Regions from separate parts of the Homo sapiens genome. Here region 2 is linked to region 1. A link is an interaction called in ENCODE POLR2A ChIA-PET data of the cell type or tissue named here. Cell type or tissue: PC-3. All regions are shown on one strand. Links, peaks and the distances in the headings refer to the core of each region. The heading gives the core; the rest is flanking DNA. Region 1 overlaps LOC105377688 (a long non-coding RNA gene). Region 2 overlaps LINC01847 (long intergenic non-protein coding RNA 1847).

Region 1 (8,339 bases), core at 99-8,098:
GTCTGGATATAGATCCCGGCTCTGTCCATTTGTGTTCATTACCTTTCACTAGGCCATGCTGTGTAACAAATAGATTCCAACTCTCAATGGCTTACAAAATATTTCTTTCTTTCTCATATTACATAGTGTTGGCTACAGGTCAGTTGTAGCTCTTCCTCAGGCATTGGTGGGCTCAGATTCATTTCTTACTGCAAGACCCAAGTTAATGGAGAAGCAGCTTTTGGGACATGACTTCTCATAACAGAGGGCACAGGAACAATAAACCAAGTTGAATCATGCAATCATATTAAAAGCCTTTACTTGGATGGATGTGACCTATGCTGTGTTTGCTCATGTTCCATTGGTCAAAGCAAGTCAAATTGCCAAGACCAACATCTATGTGGTAGTGATAAATACCAATATGGGGAGAAGGAGGTGAAAATGGAAAATAACAATGCAAGCTACCACATTGTCTAAAGATTTTGAAACTCTGGGCTTCAGTTATCCCTTGTGCAATACAGTGATATCAGCATTTGTTTTCTAAAATTGTTGGGAGGAAGAAATAAAATTAATTTGTGTATAAAACCTACTATAGTGCCTAGTGTAAAATAATATTTTATGCACATGAGATTGCCTTGCCTTGGTACTCAGAATAGTGCATAGTTCCAATGTCAGAGGGAATTAAACTTTCTGCTCCCCATTTTTCTTCTGCCAAATGACTGGATGATGTGTAAGAGCTCTTCTGACTCTAAAGTCCTCTGTTTCTAAAAATCTTATACTAAAGAATCAAATAGTCCCTTACCCTAAAAGTACCCTCTAGCTAAAGAGGAAACTTTAAGTTTGTCAGAGGTTTTATTTGGCTTGCCTTTCCTCGACCCAGCCAACTACCAGGGGCAGAGAAAAGACTTGTTCAAATAAACCTAAGAAACCTATAGGAACCAAAGTGCACGGTAGATCATCTCATCATCCATTAGCAACACTGTTTGAGCTTACAAAAAGAGTGACGCTTCACAGAGAAAGGTCAGGATATTCTCACTTCACCTGGAGGAGTTTAGCCACCTGGAATAATAAGCTTTGCTGGTGAGATGTGAGATCTGACAGTGAGTGAGGAAATTGTTGAAGAGGAGGCATTGAAAATGCCCGGAGACTTCCCAGGTGTCACCTGCTGCCTTGTAAATGTGTGAAATCCTTGGAAGGGTGTCTGGCAGAGCCCCAGAACCTACCACCATATGTCATTGACTGTTTCACAGAGTGGAAGAAGGTATAGGCATGTCTGAACAATGTTCAAGTGATCAATTATATCAGTTAGGATTGTGAGTGGCTGCAAGGTACAGAGACCAGAGGAGAATGTCTTATACAAGACAGGGTTTATTTTATCAGGTAATCATACATCTGCAAGTAGGCAGACACTGCTTCACACTGGTGCCAATGGCATGGGCATTTCTGTTGTGAATCAGTCTAGAAGAAGGTTGGTATGCAAAGATTTAGTAGGTGGCAAATTGAAATGTAGACTTAGACCCAAAGACTTCAAAGGTGCATTCCAAATTTAACTTACAGTTTGGGGGAGGGGTGGTTTACCAGATGCCTAATCTAAATACATAGAAATTTAAAATTAAACAGAGTTAGCCGGGCACATTGGCTCACGCCTGTAATCCCAGCACTTTGGGAAGTCCAGGAAGGCAGATCACTTGAGGTCAGGAGTTTGAGACAGGCCTGGCCAGCATGGTGAAACCCCATCTCTACTAAAAATACGAAACTTAGCCAGGCGAGGTGGCAGGCACCTATAATCCCAGCTACTCGGGAGGCTGAGGCACAAGGATCACTTGAACCTGGGAGGCAGAGGTTGCAGTGAGGCAAGATCACGCCACTGCACTCCAGCTTGGATGATAGACTGAGACTCAGTCTCAAAAAGAAAAAAAAAATTAATTAATTAAACAGAGTTAATTGGTCACGTATCTAAGTACCTGCCTTGGTTCTAGTCTGGCTTGGGTTTGTAAGTAATAGAACAAAATACAAGACACAGTCCAAGTTTAAAAGTAAATGAACTTAATATACATAGAAAGGAGATTATTACATGTAGGGAAAGGCTGGTAAAAAAAATCATGACAATCTTTCTTCTATCTTTGTACAAATCTCTATTATTTCTACTAGAATAGCCATCACCCTCCTGCATCCCTCTAGTTATTCTAGTCTCCACACAGCAGTCAAAGAGATTTTTAATAAATATTAATTAGATATCCCTCCTATGCCTAAAACCCTCCAATACTTCCATTGAATTTAGTGCAAAATCCAAACTAATTCCTCTGGTGTACTTGATAGGCCCACCCTTCCCCTTCAACCCTATCTAGCACCAGTGTCCCCTTACCTCTCTGCTCTAGCCACACAGGCCTTCTTTCTGCTCACATCAGGCTAGTTTCTGCCCCACGGCCTTTGCACTTATCATATACTTCACCTGGGCCACTCTTCCCTCAGAGGAAAGGTGGAGTCCTTTCAATGCACATGTCACTTTTCCAGAGTTCTTTTCCCTGATCACCCTATCTGAAGTAACCCTCCTCATCCTCCTGTTTATTACATTCCATTATCCTGTGTTTAAAATAATTACTGTCACCACCTGAATGTATCATATTTATTTGTGGTTTTTCATCTATGGTAGACTGTAAGCTCTATGAGGGTATAGCCTGGCACATGTATACACCCAGTAAGTACAGATGCTCCTCGACTTACAGTGGTGTTACGGCCTGATAAACCCATTGTCAGTTGAAAATAGTGTTAGTCAAAAATACATTTAAAGAGAACACTTCTACACTGTTGGTGGGAATGTAAACTAGTACAACCGTTATGGAAAACAGTGTGGAGATTCCTTAAATAACTAAAAGTAGAACTACCATTTGATCCAGCAATCCCACTACTGGGTATCTACCCAGAGGAAAAGAAGTCACTATACAAAAAAGATACGTGCACATGCATATTTATACTAGCACAATTCACAATTGCAAAAATATGGAACCAGCCCTAATGCCCATCAATCAACGAGTGGATAAAGAAACTGTGCTATATATATATGATGGAATACTACTCAGCCATAAAAAGGAACGAATTAATGGCATTCACAGCAACCTAAATGGAATTGGAGACTATTATTCTAAGTAAAGTAACTCAAGAATGAAAAACCAAACCTCACATGTTGTCATTCATAAATGGGAGCTAAGTTATGAGGATGCAAAGGCATAAGAATGATACAACGAACTTTGGGGACTCAGGGGAAAGTGTGTGGGGGGGTGAGGGATAAAAGACTACAAATTGGGTTCAGTGTATACTGCTCGGGTGATAGGTGCACCAAAATCCTACAAGTCACCACTGAAGAACTTACTCTTGTAACCAAAAGCCACCTGTTCCCCCAAAACTTATCGAAATAAATTTTTTTTAAAAAAATATGTTTAATATACCTAACCTATCCAATGAATATCACAGCTTAGCCTTGACAACCTTAAACATACACAGAACACTTACATGAGCCTAGAATTGGGCAATATCATCTAACACAAAGCCTATTTCATATTTCATAATAAAGTGTTGACTATCTTAGGTAATTTATCGGATATAGCACACTGAAGCTTATCAGTTGTTTACCCTTCTAATGGTACATCTGACTGGGAGCTATGGCTCACTGATGCCCAGCATCATGAGAGAGTATCATCCTGCATATTGCTAGCCTGGGAAAAGATCAAAATTCAAAATTCAAAGTACGGTTTGTACTGCATGTGTAGTGCTTTTACACCATCGTAAAGTCGAAAAATTGTAAGTTGAATCATCATTCACTGGGGACCGTCTGTATGTGCTAAATAAATAGACAATCAAGTGTTTTAGGTTTTCTAATCATTCAGAAAAGAGGGATATTGTTACAAATTCATGAGTCAGGGAGCTCACTGTGGCAGAGAGGGGGATGGGCTGGGCTCAGAAGAAAGAGAAGGATTTGGATTGGGGGGTACCCAGGGGAAGCCATGGGTGTGGTTGGGGTTGGAGAGGCAGGGTCTTCGTGGTGATTCTGCTTCTTAACTGACAGAAAAGAGGGCCCACCTCTCTGTCCCTGGCAGATCACAGAGAGACCAGCCTTTCTTAAGGAAATAGGACCAAGGGCATGGAAGCAAAATACCCAGATGACTTCATCAAAAGAAAACATGCGACTCTTGCATAGACCAAAATAAACTCCCTAGACTGACGGGGTGGGGCCAAGGGACAGTTCTTGAGCTGAAGAGAAACTCCAGGACCTTCCAAGGCATTCTTTGAAAAATGCTCTTTGGATAAAATGCAACTTAAAAATAACTTCTGTTGGGTGTGGAGAGGAGAACAACTCAAATATTGGGGCCAGAAACCCAGAGTAAGGGCCAAATTTGGGCTAAGAAAATGCTAGATTCTCGAGATCTTTGGAAAGCAACTTCTTCCCTCATTTATTTACAATGAATAAAGTTTCTTAGAAACAAATACAAGGAAATCAACAATTTGTAATTTTTAAAGTATCAAACAAGTATGCTAATCAATAAATAGATTATCTTCCAGTATGATGAGAGAAAATAAAATCTAATAAAGGTCTAGGATCCAAGATAAACAAATATGACACCACTGGAGAAAAAGATGGTATTTAGAGAAAGGCCAAATGAGGTGGTTCTAACCCTTAGAGCAAGGGGTGTAAGGCATTCAAATGTAGCAGAGATTGCACTGGCCTGAGAAGCAGGCTCACCTACAGGGAGAATCCAGCTCTACCACTCTTGTTGTGTGACCTTAGGTAACTTACTTCACTTCTCTTATCCTCAGTTTCTTCATCTTTAAAATGGGAAAATTCATACCTGCCTCTCAAAGGTACTGTGGAGATTAAATGAAGTACTGCAGAAAAACTACCTCAGAGAGTATCTGAATGTTAGAAAACTTTAAATAATATTGGAATTCCACTTCTCTCATATCACTTTAGAGGGTTGGAGAAATTGGAGAGCTTCAGAGTTTGACACCTTATGAAAGCTGAGAGTCCTTAACATATTTCCATTAGCAAATATTTATTAACTTCTGTTTGTAAGACACAGTGATGGATAAGATGTAACACAAAATTCTTGGTCTCCTTATCAGGGAGTGAAATAGTTATTGATTACCACAACAAGATGCAAAAAAAACCCGAAAACTTAGAGGATTAAAATGGTGAGTATTTATTTAGCTTACAAATCTGCAAGTTGGAAGTTTAGGCTGGGCTCAGCTGGGCAGTTCTTCTGGTTTAGGCTCATATGTCTGGGAGTTGACTGACTATTCGTTGGTCTAGGATGACCTCAATGGGCGTGACTGCCTGGTCAACATGGCTTTTGTTCTATGTGTTTCATCCTCTAGCAGATTGGCCTAGGCCTGTTCTCATGGTAAAGGTACAGGAGTAAGAGTAAGCAAGCCCAATTGTACAAGTGCTTTTCATGCCTTTGTGTCACATTAACTTAACATACTATTGGCCTAAGCAAGTCATGTGGTTAAATGCAGAATCAGTATGAAGGGAATATATACCTGCATGTCAAAGGATATGGATGAAGGTAGGGATAAATAAATGAGGTCATTAATGCAATTAATCTACTTCAAGGGAACTAGATAAATATATAGATAATTAAATTTTATATAAACACATTGAACAAACATACATATATAATTAACATAAGATGAAAGATAATACTTTGTAATCACATAGCATTTACTGATTTTAAAGAACTTTCCCTCAAAACCTTCTGGCTTAATTATCCTCTATGATTCCCGTCACTGTTCCCATTTTGCAGATAAGGAAAGTCACAAGGACAGTAACGAGTAAAGCCTGGACTTGAACTTCTGATGACAAGCTTCCGCTTTGCCTCACAGCCTCTTAGACCAAGATCCAAATGAGTAAAACACACACAAAAGAGACAGGTATCACCATGAGCTCGTGTGGCCAAGAAGCCTTTGTATTGACTGAACTTACCTTGGAAGTAAATGCATGTACAGTAATAAGTTTCAACTTTTTTAAGGTACCAAACCCACCCTTTTTTTTTTTGACAGATCTTATGTAGAACCTCCAAGTATTTAAATGGATAAAAAGCTATTTTATATCCTAACTTTATTTTTAGATTCAAATGCATAATATTTACCTATTATGCAATCAATATATAAGAACAATGAGGCCATTCTGGGGAACTCAGGTGTTTGAAATCAAAGACAGATATCAAATGGGGACAGTGCAGTCTTGGGGTCCAGTGTGCTCCTGTAATTTGTTTAGCCTGCCCACTAGAGTGGACTGCTGTTGTGGACCTAGTCTCTATTGTCTACTTTCCATACCTCTCCCCACCCCCAATTCTGGTCATGTCGTTCTGGAGTAGGTGGTCCCACTCCCAGCTAGAGAGGTAGGTCTGGGAGGCGGGATTCAGGAGCACCAGGAAACAGAGGCTCTTCCTGCTGCCTCGAAGCTGGAAGAGCATCAGCCTGGGGTTGCTGGGGGCAACCACACCTCAGCACTACGTAAAGGAAGAAGCCAACCAAGGGGAAAGCACTACCCAGATGAGCAGGGGCTCAGGACTGCACAGGACACCACTGAAGTGTCTGGATCTAGCTGGAACTTAATCCAGTGCTACCCCTAGACGTTTCTGTTACACAAACCAGTAATATCCCTTTTGTCTTTTAGGCCAGTTTGATTTGGATTTCTATCTTGTGCAACCAAAACATATCTAATATATCCAATATTAAGAAAATCTGGCTCAAACAGATTAGTTGTAATAATAATATGGTTTTAAAAGCAGTTCATCTTGTAATGTCAGGAAATTCTTTAATAAAAAGATAGCAGAAGACTTATTTCAAGATTTATATATACTTTGACACAAAAGTGTGAGATACATTAATATATATGTTAGACTCAAAGCATTAAAAATTGATATGTGGCACATTTGAAGGTATGTTTGTTTATTGCAGATTTTAAAGTGGTTTATATGTATTTAAACATGAAATTTGAAGAATATTTTTAAGGATCCCTCAGATGTCCTTTAGATCTTTTGGGTCCTCAGGATGTGGTTGAAAAACTATTGATAGAACAAAACAGGAAGCAGTCTAAAAGAATATTCTAGGTCTCTAATACATGTCTTTTATCACCAGAACAAAACATGACATACACAGTGACTCTTGGACACATTATAGGGACCTAATTAGCATCCTCAGATGAGATCCATCAGATTATTCTTTTCTCCTGGAAAAGGATGGAAAGGGAGGGGCCGAGAGAGAGAGAAGCTAACATCTTCTCCTTTCTTCCTCCTCCAACATCAGAGTTCTAAAAAGTCTTGAATATTTTTCCAAAAGATAACTGGTGAGAGGTGTTCAGCAAAATCCTAAAACTCCTTGTTGTATTTAAGTTTTATTTTTTTATAAATGGGAAAACTCATTGACAAGCCATTAATGCTTATGATCATATAAGAATTTTCCTTCTTGTGCCAAATATTATTTCATGGTTCCTTAAAAGTATGAGTAAAACAAATATAAAAACTGGCAATTTATACTGTTGAGTCAGACCATGAGTTCATAAAAAGCAGGAACAATGCTTACTTCTTTGGATAGTGTCTAATTCAGTTAAGTAAAAATGGGAACTTCTTTTATAAAACCACTTACATACCTATGATGATGAAAATGGGAGAAGAGGATTCCAGTCTTGTTCTGGTGACCTTTGGAAATCTCATATTCAAAGGCTTAGAGGTCTAATCCCCAGAGACTTTTACTATTTTCTCAGGATAAGATTAATTAGAGGAAGCTGGGGATGTTTGGTGGGTCCTTCCTGAACTGTCAGAGACTCCAAGATACTAGAGATGGAAGGGATCTTAAATTTCCAGTCCAGCTGCCTCCTACTACAAGATCTTTGATCTCTTCTCTGCCTGGCAGCTTCTTTCATGGCTAAATTGAGTTGAAAATCTGTTGTGAAGGAATATGAACCTGTCTCGCTAGAACACAATGTTTCCATCATCAGTGATAGAAAGCAGAGTTCAGTGGATCATGAAGCAAGTCCTTGTAGGGTAACTTTGGTGGTCTTGCATGCACACAAGGAGAAGCAAGATCTGAACAGGATCCTGTGATCAAAGAAGAATCAAGGGTTCTAGGAGACTTTGGTAGATAAGAGCGTTGGTAGTACCCTTTTTCAGTTTACCTGATATCCACATAAAAACAAATAAAATACATAACAAAATAAAAAAATTAATGGCAAGGTATTTCCATGAATCCCAAATACAGGCTGTGGGGATAAAGCAGCAACTTCCCCAAGACTCACACAGTGTTGGTGTCTGGGCATGCAGAGGGAAGGGAAGCAATGTAGTATCTGATAGACCCGAGAACAG
Region 2 (8,339 bases), core at 330-8,329, 87 kb before region 1:
CAGGGTTAGGGTGACATTCTAGAAGAGCAACAGCAGGACTGCGGAGAGTGAGAACATCTCCCAGGGCAGCCTGACAGCAGGAGGAGTGGGCAGCTGTCTCCACACTGTGATTTACCACCTGCCTGGACCAAAATAGGCCCATCTCCTGGCCTGCTCCAGGAAGCTCCTTCCTGGGAAACAAGAGATTAACTTACCCAGAACTAGTGCTGGATCTACATCAAGCTATTCCCCTCCAGTATCCCATAAGCCCAGATGAAGTAATTTTACTGGTGAAAATGAAAGAAGGGGACCAGAGAAAGGGGAAATCAAGGTCTAACCAATTTTGAAAGACAGTGTCTTGGTGGCATCCTTCTTATGACTGGCCTGATTGGGGTGAAGGGGTAAGTATCACTGGGAGCAGAGTTGGGGTATTGTTTCCATAAGGCTGTACTTGGAACACAAGTTCTGCAGGATGTAAGGTGTTATTCAAAATGGGGATTCCACAGTCAAATAAGTTGGTGAGATACTTACTGGCTTAAATAAAGTTGAGCAGGTTTTTCTACCATAGGACTTCTTAGAGCTTTATTAAACTAACTTCATCATGAATTCTTGAGAAAGGAGAAAATAATATACAGTGCACCCACGTGTTTACAATCAGCACTTTCTGGGATAGGTCTTCCACAGGTCACACGGTAAAAATGACAGACTAGGCTACAGGTTTCTAGGGAGAGAGGCTGGGTCTTATTTCCACCTGAGCACCCAGTATCTTTGAGAGTGATAAGTCCATGGTGGGTACATGGACTGTGATGGCAATTGAACTAAAAACTTCCGAATGAACTTTGCCATTTTTAAGATGTGGCTGGTACACCTGAATGTCTGAATTCTCATATAATATGTCTTAGTTCTTATCTTACAGGTCTCCTATTAATATCAGTAGGGTGACCATAGTAACATCATTAAAATGGCTTCCTCATTATCTTTAAGAGCTTTATCCTTTATTCTTTGATAACATTTTCATGTTCATTCATTGCAAGGTAAGTGGATGACCTGAATATTAGGAGACCTGAATTCAAGTTCTACTGAGAGCTATGAAATCTACTGATAACTACTGATAACTATGCTAACAAGCTAATCATCTAAAGTTTTAGGGCTTTGATTTCCTTATGTTTGAAGGTCAAGAATGGACTATGTATTAGCTTTGCAGTGATAACAAATGATCCCCAATCTCAGTGGTCAATAGTAACAAAGGTCTATTTCTTGCTAGAGTTAGCTGTGGACATGGGTCAGCTGCCTGTCTCCATTGATGACTGAGAATCTTCATTGTGGGCCCAGGTAGAAAGTGCAGCTCTGATGGAGGCTTGCTGAGCTGTGCAATGGCTCTTAAAGCTTCTGCTTGAACAAAGCCTACTTCATGTATGTTCACATCCCTTTGTCCAAAGCAAACCGCACAGCTGAGCCTACCATTAACAGGGTAGGGAAGTACCGTTGTCCCTCAATATCCTCAGGGCATTGGTGCCAGGACCCCTTGTGTATACCAAGATCCAAGGATGCTCAAATTCCTGATTTAAAATGACGTAGTGTTTGCCTATAACCTATGCACATCCTCCTGTATACTTTAAATCATCTCTAGATTACTTATAATACCATATATAGTCAATTATTGCTTAACGATGGAAATGCATTCTAAGAAATGCATCATTAGGTGATTTTGTCATTGTGTGAACATTATAGACTATACTTACACAAACCTAGATGGTACAGCCTCGTACACACCTAGGCTATATGGGATAGCCTATTGCAGCTAGTCTACAAACCTGTGCAGCATGTTACTATACTGGATACTGTTGGCATTTGTAACACAATGGTAAGTATTTGTGTATCTGAACATAGCTAGACATAGAAAATAAACAGTAACAATATGGTATTATAATCTTATGGACCACCCTTATATATGTGGTCTGTGATTGACCAAAATGTCTTTATGAGCGTTACATGGTTTTACTATGTAAATTCTAGGTGACTAGTCATTACATTGTATTTTAAAATTTATGTTTTTTATTGTTGTATTGTTTTTATTGTTTTTGTGATCCACAGCTGGTTGAATGAATGGATGCAGACCATAAATATAGAGGGTTGACCCTGTGTATACCCCTCCCACAGGAGGGCACTGACAGTCACAAGACAGCGGTGAGGATGTCTAATTTTTTGACTGGGAATCATCGGTGACATGGACACAATCTATCATGGACTAGATGATAGTTACGCTCCTTCAGCCCCAGCTTTAGTATTCCCGGTATTCTCCTAGAATGAATCCAACCTTGATGCGCAGTATTGGGAGAATAATTTTTAGTGGACCTTAATGAAAGAGAGAGAACAGCTTTCCACTTGCTGGCAGCTGGCAGCAAAATTCTGGAATGGGTTTTTGCATAGAATGTGATGAGCAATTGGATTAAGGAGTAGTTTGTGCACTTCAGTTTGGTTTCTAAGAGTCATGCCAGAAAGAACTCATTTAGTCTTAGAGGGGTTGTGAGACTGGTGCTCTGGGGAGTGACATGCACAGTGAGTCTGGGTTTCAGCAGAACTTTGGCAGCATCTCTTTCGGATATATGACTAGGATGATTTTTTTCTTTTTTGGAGTGACCAACTGTATCTGGCAAGTAAGAATGAAGAGGTGGATGGGTTGTCTCAGGGCTTTGTACTCAGATTTTCCTCTTTTGGGCCATACTTTTAGCAACACTGGATTGAACTCTAGTTCATCAGATCCATCCCTGGCACTAAGCTGGGAAGGGTAAAAATGCACAGTGTGATGAAATTGGGATCCTTAATTGATCATCATAGATAAGAATCATGGGTAAAATCAGCAGGATGAAATTGAACAGAAGTAAATATTAAGGCACTATATTCAAATTTCAATAATTGATTATATAAATGGAGTATTAGGGAGAACTGACTTGATAATTGGCCTTCTGCTACAAGATTATAAACCCTAGAAATCTGGTTGAGAGTAAGTTTAATATAAGCTAATATAAAGTGACTGCCATATAAAATACAATGTGGATAATTGTATATATATTTGTCCAGACAGTTCTCAAACTCCCGGTCTCAAGACATCTTCCCACCTTGGTCTCCTGAAGTGCTGGGATTATAGGCATGAGCTACTGTGCCTGGCCAGATAATGTTTTTAGATTTTATAAATAGTGGTATAATCAAGTCTTATTTCTAGTCTATGGACATGGATGGGGCTGCTGGATTAGAGAGGGATGGATAGAGAGAGAGAGAGAGAGAGATATTGAGAGAGGGAGAATTTAGCTTGCCCTATCACTCAATGAGTGTATGCCCTAGGTTGAATCAAAGCTGAGGTTTATTAATCTGCTATTCCCTTTGCTACTTTCATTTCATTTGTGCCTGTCCAAGTATATGTACTTCTCTGTGTTGAGTCTGATTCTGCTGTAGTTAGATACATATTTTAATGCCAAGTTTAGAGTGCAAATGGCTTCCTAAATGCAAGCAATTGATCATGTGATCCACTAAAGACAGTGATCTAGCACTGGAGAAATCTGAAGATGTTGGATTTCTTGAGAGGTAATAATACTGTTCTACAAAGTGGCACCCCTTTCAAGGGCAGTTTAGGTAATACTCAGTTTTTGCCTTGTGTGCTAACTTTACAGTCCGCTTTCTATGTGAGCTATGACTCTACAGTGTCAAGATCTATGGATGTAATGGTTCTGCTCTAGTTTGAGAGAGATGTTGACAAGTCAGAGCTCATAAAAAGAAGGGTGAAATGTCATTAGAACAGTTGAAGGAATCAGAATGTTTTGCCTATGGAATGAAAGCTTGAGAGAATTCTGAAAACTGCCTTTGAATATCTAAAGGGCTGTCATGTATCTGAATACACTCCTGTATTGTTCTGAGAACAGAGTCAGTGATAGTTCATGCAAGTTATGCGTGACCTGAGGTAAGGAAGATTTTTCTAATAATTTATGATAAAAGATGGAGTAAATTGCTTTCATAAGATAGTGAGTTCCCTGTTCCTTGCAGTGAACTAGCAGAAGTTGATTGACCATGTGTCTGAGATGTTCGCAGGGAGATCTCATCTTTTGTTTCGTCAGCACGCATCCACCCCTCCAGAATTCTGTTGTTTATTGCACCTGATTTTCCTCTTAGAACTCTTGTTAGAATTCCAATTGCAATTCATGTGTTTTAGATGAAGTGATGTTGACTTCACCTTCGGCTTCAGGGATCAGCCTGTGAGGTTCAGGTCTGGCATCACATTGTTGGCTACAGTAATTATTAGGGATGGACATGGGACCTGGTTCTGGGCAAAGAGAACTGCTGAGGAAGGAGCATGGCTCTCTTTTCCTCCGGGTTTGAAGCAGGAAGGATGTAAGTCAGAGAGAGGATAGCCCTCTTGACATCATGAAGAGCTTGAGAATGGAGAAATCATAGCGAGGGGAGAGTCAAGAGATGGAGAGGGGCCAGGCCTTGATGACCATCAAATCATGCCTAAACTTAGTGCCCCTGCAGGGCCACCTGGTCATGTGAGCCAGCACATTCCATTCTGTGGTAAGACAGTTTGAGGAGAGCTCTCCATAACTGGGAAACAAGAGTCTGTGATAATTTCAAGATGTGCCATGAGGTTAGAGTCTATAATTTTCCAGGTGGTGAGTTACAATGTTGTTCACCTAGTTATCTCTCAGATGTGTCCGTGGAGGAGCTAAATGCCATCATGAGTTTCATGAGCAAGAAACACATTGCAAGTGGCAGAAAACTGAGCACAGAGTTGGAGTGATTTCTCTTAAGTGCTTCTGGAAGCATCTTCTCTTATACTAGAGGTGGAAGCCGAAGTTAAAAAAAAAGAAGGAGAGCATTTGATTTTAACATCTTTGGGTGCTGCCACAGTCATTTAAAAGTCTTAGTTCATACTTACTAATTTTGCCAGAAGTGACCTATATAAGTACATATGGTGGTAAGGATGGGGGTAGGAGAAGCAACTGTGATGTGGGAGTTTGCAATTGCACCGAAGCAATTTAATGAGCTCAGATATGACGAGAGCAGGGGGCAAAAAGATTTTGGAGTCATCTAAGCTCATAGGTGAAAAAAACATCCTTGTGAATTCCAGGCATACATGACTTGTAGTGTGGGTTTAGTACACTGGAGGCTCTGGGGTGCCCTTAGTCACTTCTAATTTCTTCTTTTTTTTTTTTTCTCGAGATGGAGTCTTGCTCTGTCACCCAGGCTGGAGTGCAATGGCACGATCTTGGCTCACTGCAACCTCCACCTTCTGGGTTCAAGCAATTCTCCTGCATCAGCCTTCCAAGTAGCTGGAATTACAGGTGCCTGCCACCACGCCCAGCTGATTTTTGTATTTTTAGTAGAGACGGGGTTTCACCGTGTTGGCCAGGCTGGTCTTGAACTCCTGACCTCGTGATCCACCCAGCCTCCCAAAGTGCTGGGATTACAGGCATGAGTCACCATGCCTGGCTTGTCACTTCTATTTTCAAGCTCCAATTTCTTCTTTGTCTTTCATCATTGAAAAAAACCCAACCAACTCGGAGTGGTTGTTTATTCATTCAATAAATATTCTAGATGTTGCCTGAGCATGTTTCAGGTGCTGGAAATGCTTCAAAGAACACTCTAAGTCTCTGCCCCTCACGGAGTCTGCATTCTTTGGAGGGAAGGATATTAAGCAAAAATATGAAATATTAATATAGCATCAGTTAGTGTGTTAGTTGCCTGCTGTTAACATCACAAGTCACCATAAACAGAGTGGCTTAAGACAACACAAATGTATTATCCTGCAGTTCTGGAGGTCAGCAGTCTGACATGTGTCACACTGAGTTGAAATCAAGGTGATGGCATAGGGATGTTCCTTCTGGAACTTCTCGGGGAGAAACCCTTTCTTGCCTTTTTCAGCTTATAGAAGCAGCCCGTGTTCCTCGGCTCATCCCTTCCTCACATCACTTGAACATCTGCTTTTATCCTCACATCTCCTCTGACTCTGACCTTCCTGCCTCCCTCTTATAAAGACCCTTGTGCTTACATCAGGCTCATGTGGGTAATCCGGGATAATCTCTCTTTCCCAAGATCCTTAACTTAATCACCCCTTCAAAGCCCCTTTTTCCAGGTAAGGTAACATATTCACAGGCTCCAGGGTTTAGGATGTGGACATCTCTGGGGGCTGTTATTCAGCCTGCTAGGGGTAGTTTTAAGCGTTATGAAGAAAAAGAAAGCAAGGTGAAGGAAGAAGAGAAAATGAGGTGGGGAGGAGAAGGCCCTCTGTGATGGTGACGTTTGTGTTGAGACATGAAGTGCAGGCAGGAGCCAAGGGAAAGCTGAAAGGAACGTCTTCCAGGTAGAACGGAGGCAAAGGCATGGAGGTGAGGCTCAGCTTGGGGTGTTTGAAGGACAGCAAGAAGGGCTGGGGTAGAGTGAGTGAGGAGAACAGTGGTGGATGATGGGTTTGTCAGGCAGGCTGAACCTGGAGTGGGAGTTTGCTGTTCCTGATAAAGGCTTTTGACTTGATTCCAAGTGTGATGAGAAAGTGTCTGTCAAGGAAATGACATGATCTGACTCAATGATGGAGAAGGCCCCTCTGGCTGTTGTGTGAACAGACCATGGGAGCAGAAACAGGGAGAGGAGGTGAGAAGCTCCTGGAGTTGTCCAGTGGAAGGATGATGGGCCACAGTGTTGGGTGGAGGTGGTGAAAAGTGGTCAAATTTAAGATGTATTTTGATGTTGGAGCATGGAATTGCACAGGAAGTGCTGTGAGATTGGAGGTAAAGTGTGAGGGAAAAAGATGTGTTAAGGATGATACAGTTTTAGCCTGAAACTCTGGGTGAATCAGGTGCCATTTGCTACAAAGGAAAACACTGAGGGAGGAGCATATACTTTTAAAAATGGGAGTGAGAAAGGGAAATTGAGAATTTGATTTGGTTAGCACATATTAAGTTTGAGAAGACTGAAAAGATGTTCAAAGGGCAATGTTGAGTGAGAAGTTAGATAATCCAATCTGCAATTCAGAGGAAATGCCAGGGCAGCAGATATAAATTTGGGGTGAGGATATAGATGGTATTTAAAACCACAGGGCTGGATGAGGTCATCAAGACAGTAAGGATAGAAGTTGGGGAGAGGAAGACCCAGGGCAGAGCCCAGGGGCCCTCCTATATCAACAGGTCAGGAAGATCTGGTAGAAAAAAAAAAAAAAAGAGTCCAAAGAGTTGATAGAGAAACCAGGACAGGGTAGGTTCCTAGATGTCTAGTGATAAAAGCGTTCCAACAAGGTAGGGGGGTGATCAACTGTGCCATATGCTGCTAGCAGCACAGGTAAGAATTATGGAGGAAAAGCGCTTGTGACCCATCAGATTGGTGACACGAATTGGATGGGACCTTAGAAGGAGATCTTTCAGTAGAGTAGAGGATTGGAAGCCTTGCTGAAGAAGATAGCAAAGACAATGACTGGGGGAGGGATTGAAGGTGGCAAGAAGAGACAATTTTTTCAAGGAAGTTTGCACTAAGGGAGGCATAGGAAAGAGTGTGTTAGCTGGAGGGGGATGTGGGTGTGAAGGTGTTGGGAAATATTACCATGAGTCTCTATAGGCCTAAGGAATGATCCAGCAAAGAAGGAAAGGCTGTTCACATAGGAGAGAATGGGGAGAAATATATCAGCAAAGTCCTCAAGCAGGAGAGAAGCAACAGGGTCCCCCAGCATGGAGGGGGGCATTGGCTTCAGTCCAAGGATCAGCAGGGATTTGAAATTTGTGGCCTGAAAGTTAAAGTGAGACCAGTCAGCTGTGTGTGTCTTCTTTTGTAGCCACAGTGTGAGCTGCTAGGGTTTGTAGGAAGTGGAATTTATTCAGGGCTGGGGTTTTGCCAGCAGACAACAGAGTGGGAGCTGGCAAGGAGTTGTTGAGGGTGTCTGAATGGAGCCCAGTATGAATGCAGCTCGGGGCTGTGCAGACCCAATGAGTCTCTATTCTAGCCTTCCTCTGGCCTTGTTTCCTACTCCCCAAACCCAGATGGGGCAGTGTTTCTCAGTGATGGCAGAAACACCTGGTGCTTGCTAAAAAGGCCGATTCCTGGGCCTTATCCCCAGTTTACTGAACCCAGATCTTTGGGATGGACCTAGTGTCTCTATTTGAAACTTTGAAGCCAGGGCCCCAGTGGTCTTAGCTTTCCTGGGGTTGAGAGCCAATGCTTTGGGAGCATCAACTTGCTTTTGTAAGGAATCTTTGCTTAATTTTCTGTTCTTGGTGATATTTGCAATTTGGTTTAGATAAATCCCACAAATTTAGATTCTTCCATCATTCTTCCTTCTCATCAGCATTGCAACTTTCCCCGTTTTTAAAAAATTGTCCCTCTCT

Evidence for each region. ChIA-PET counts read pairs that join two places held together with the same protein. Peaks named below come from ENCODE experiments on the same cell type or tissue, not always from the same donor. Only the 100,000 strongest peaks of a DNase experiment are listed, where the experiment ranks them.
Region 2: POLR2A ChIA-PET joins it to region 1 with 7 read pairs; 2 of 35 experiments call an interaction of 5 or more read pairs at or near these places.

The regions. Positions count from the first base shown.
Region 1 is chr5:159,748,568-159,756,906 of GRCh38, reverse strand. LOC105377688 (a long non-coding RNA gene) reads left to right here. Exons shown (of 4, transcript XR_001742949.2): 2 at 5,098-5,166; 3 at 5,778-6,002. Among named protein-coding and RNA genes, the nearest start is that of LINC01847, 120 kb to the left of the region's middle. In PC-3, for the core only: no CTCF peak of the experiment used is centred there; DNase peaks (open chromatin) are centred at 3,836, 4,146 and 7,546; H3K4me3 peaks cover 688 bases; H3K27ac peaks cover 2,766 bases.
Region 2 is chr5:159,836,225-159,844,563 of GRCh38, reverse strand. All of the region lies in intron 2 of LINC01847 (long intergenic non-protein coding RNA 1847), which reads left to right. Among named protein-coding and RNA genes, the nearest start is that of LINC01847, 31 kb to the left of the region's middle. In PC-3, for the core only: no CTCF peak of the experiment used is centred there; no DNase peak of the experiment used is centred there.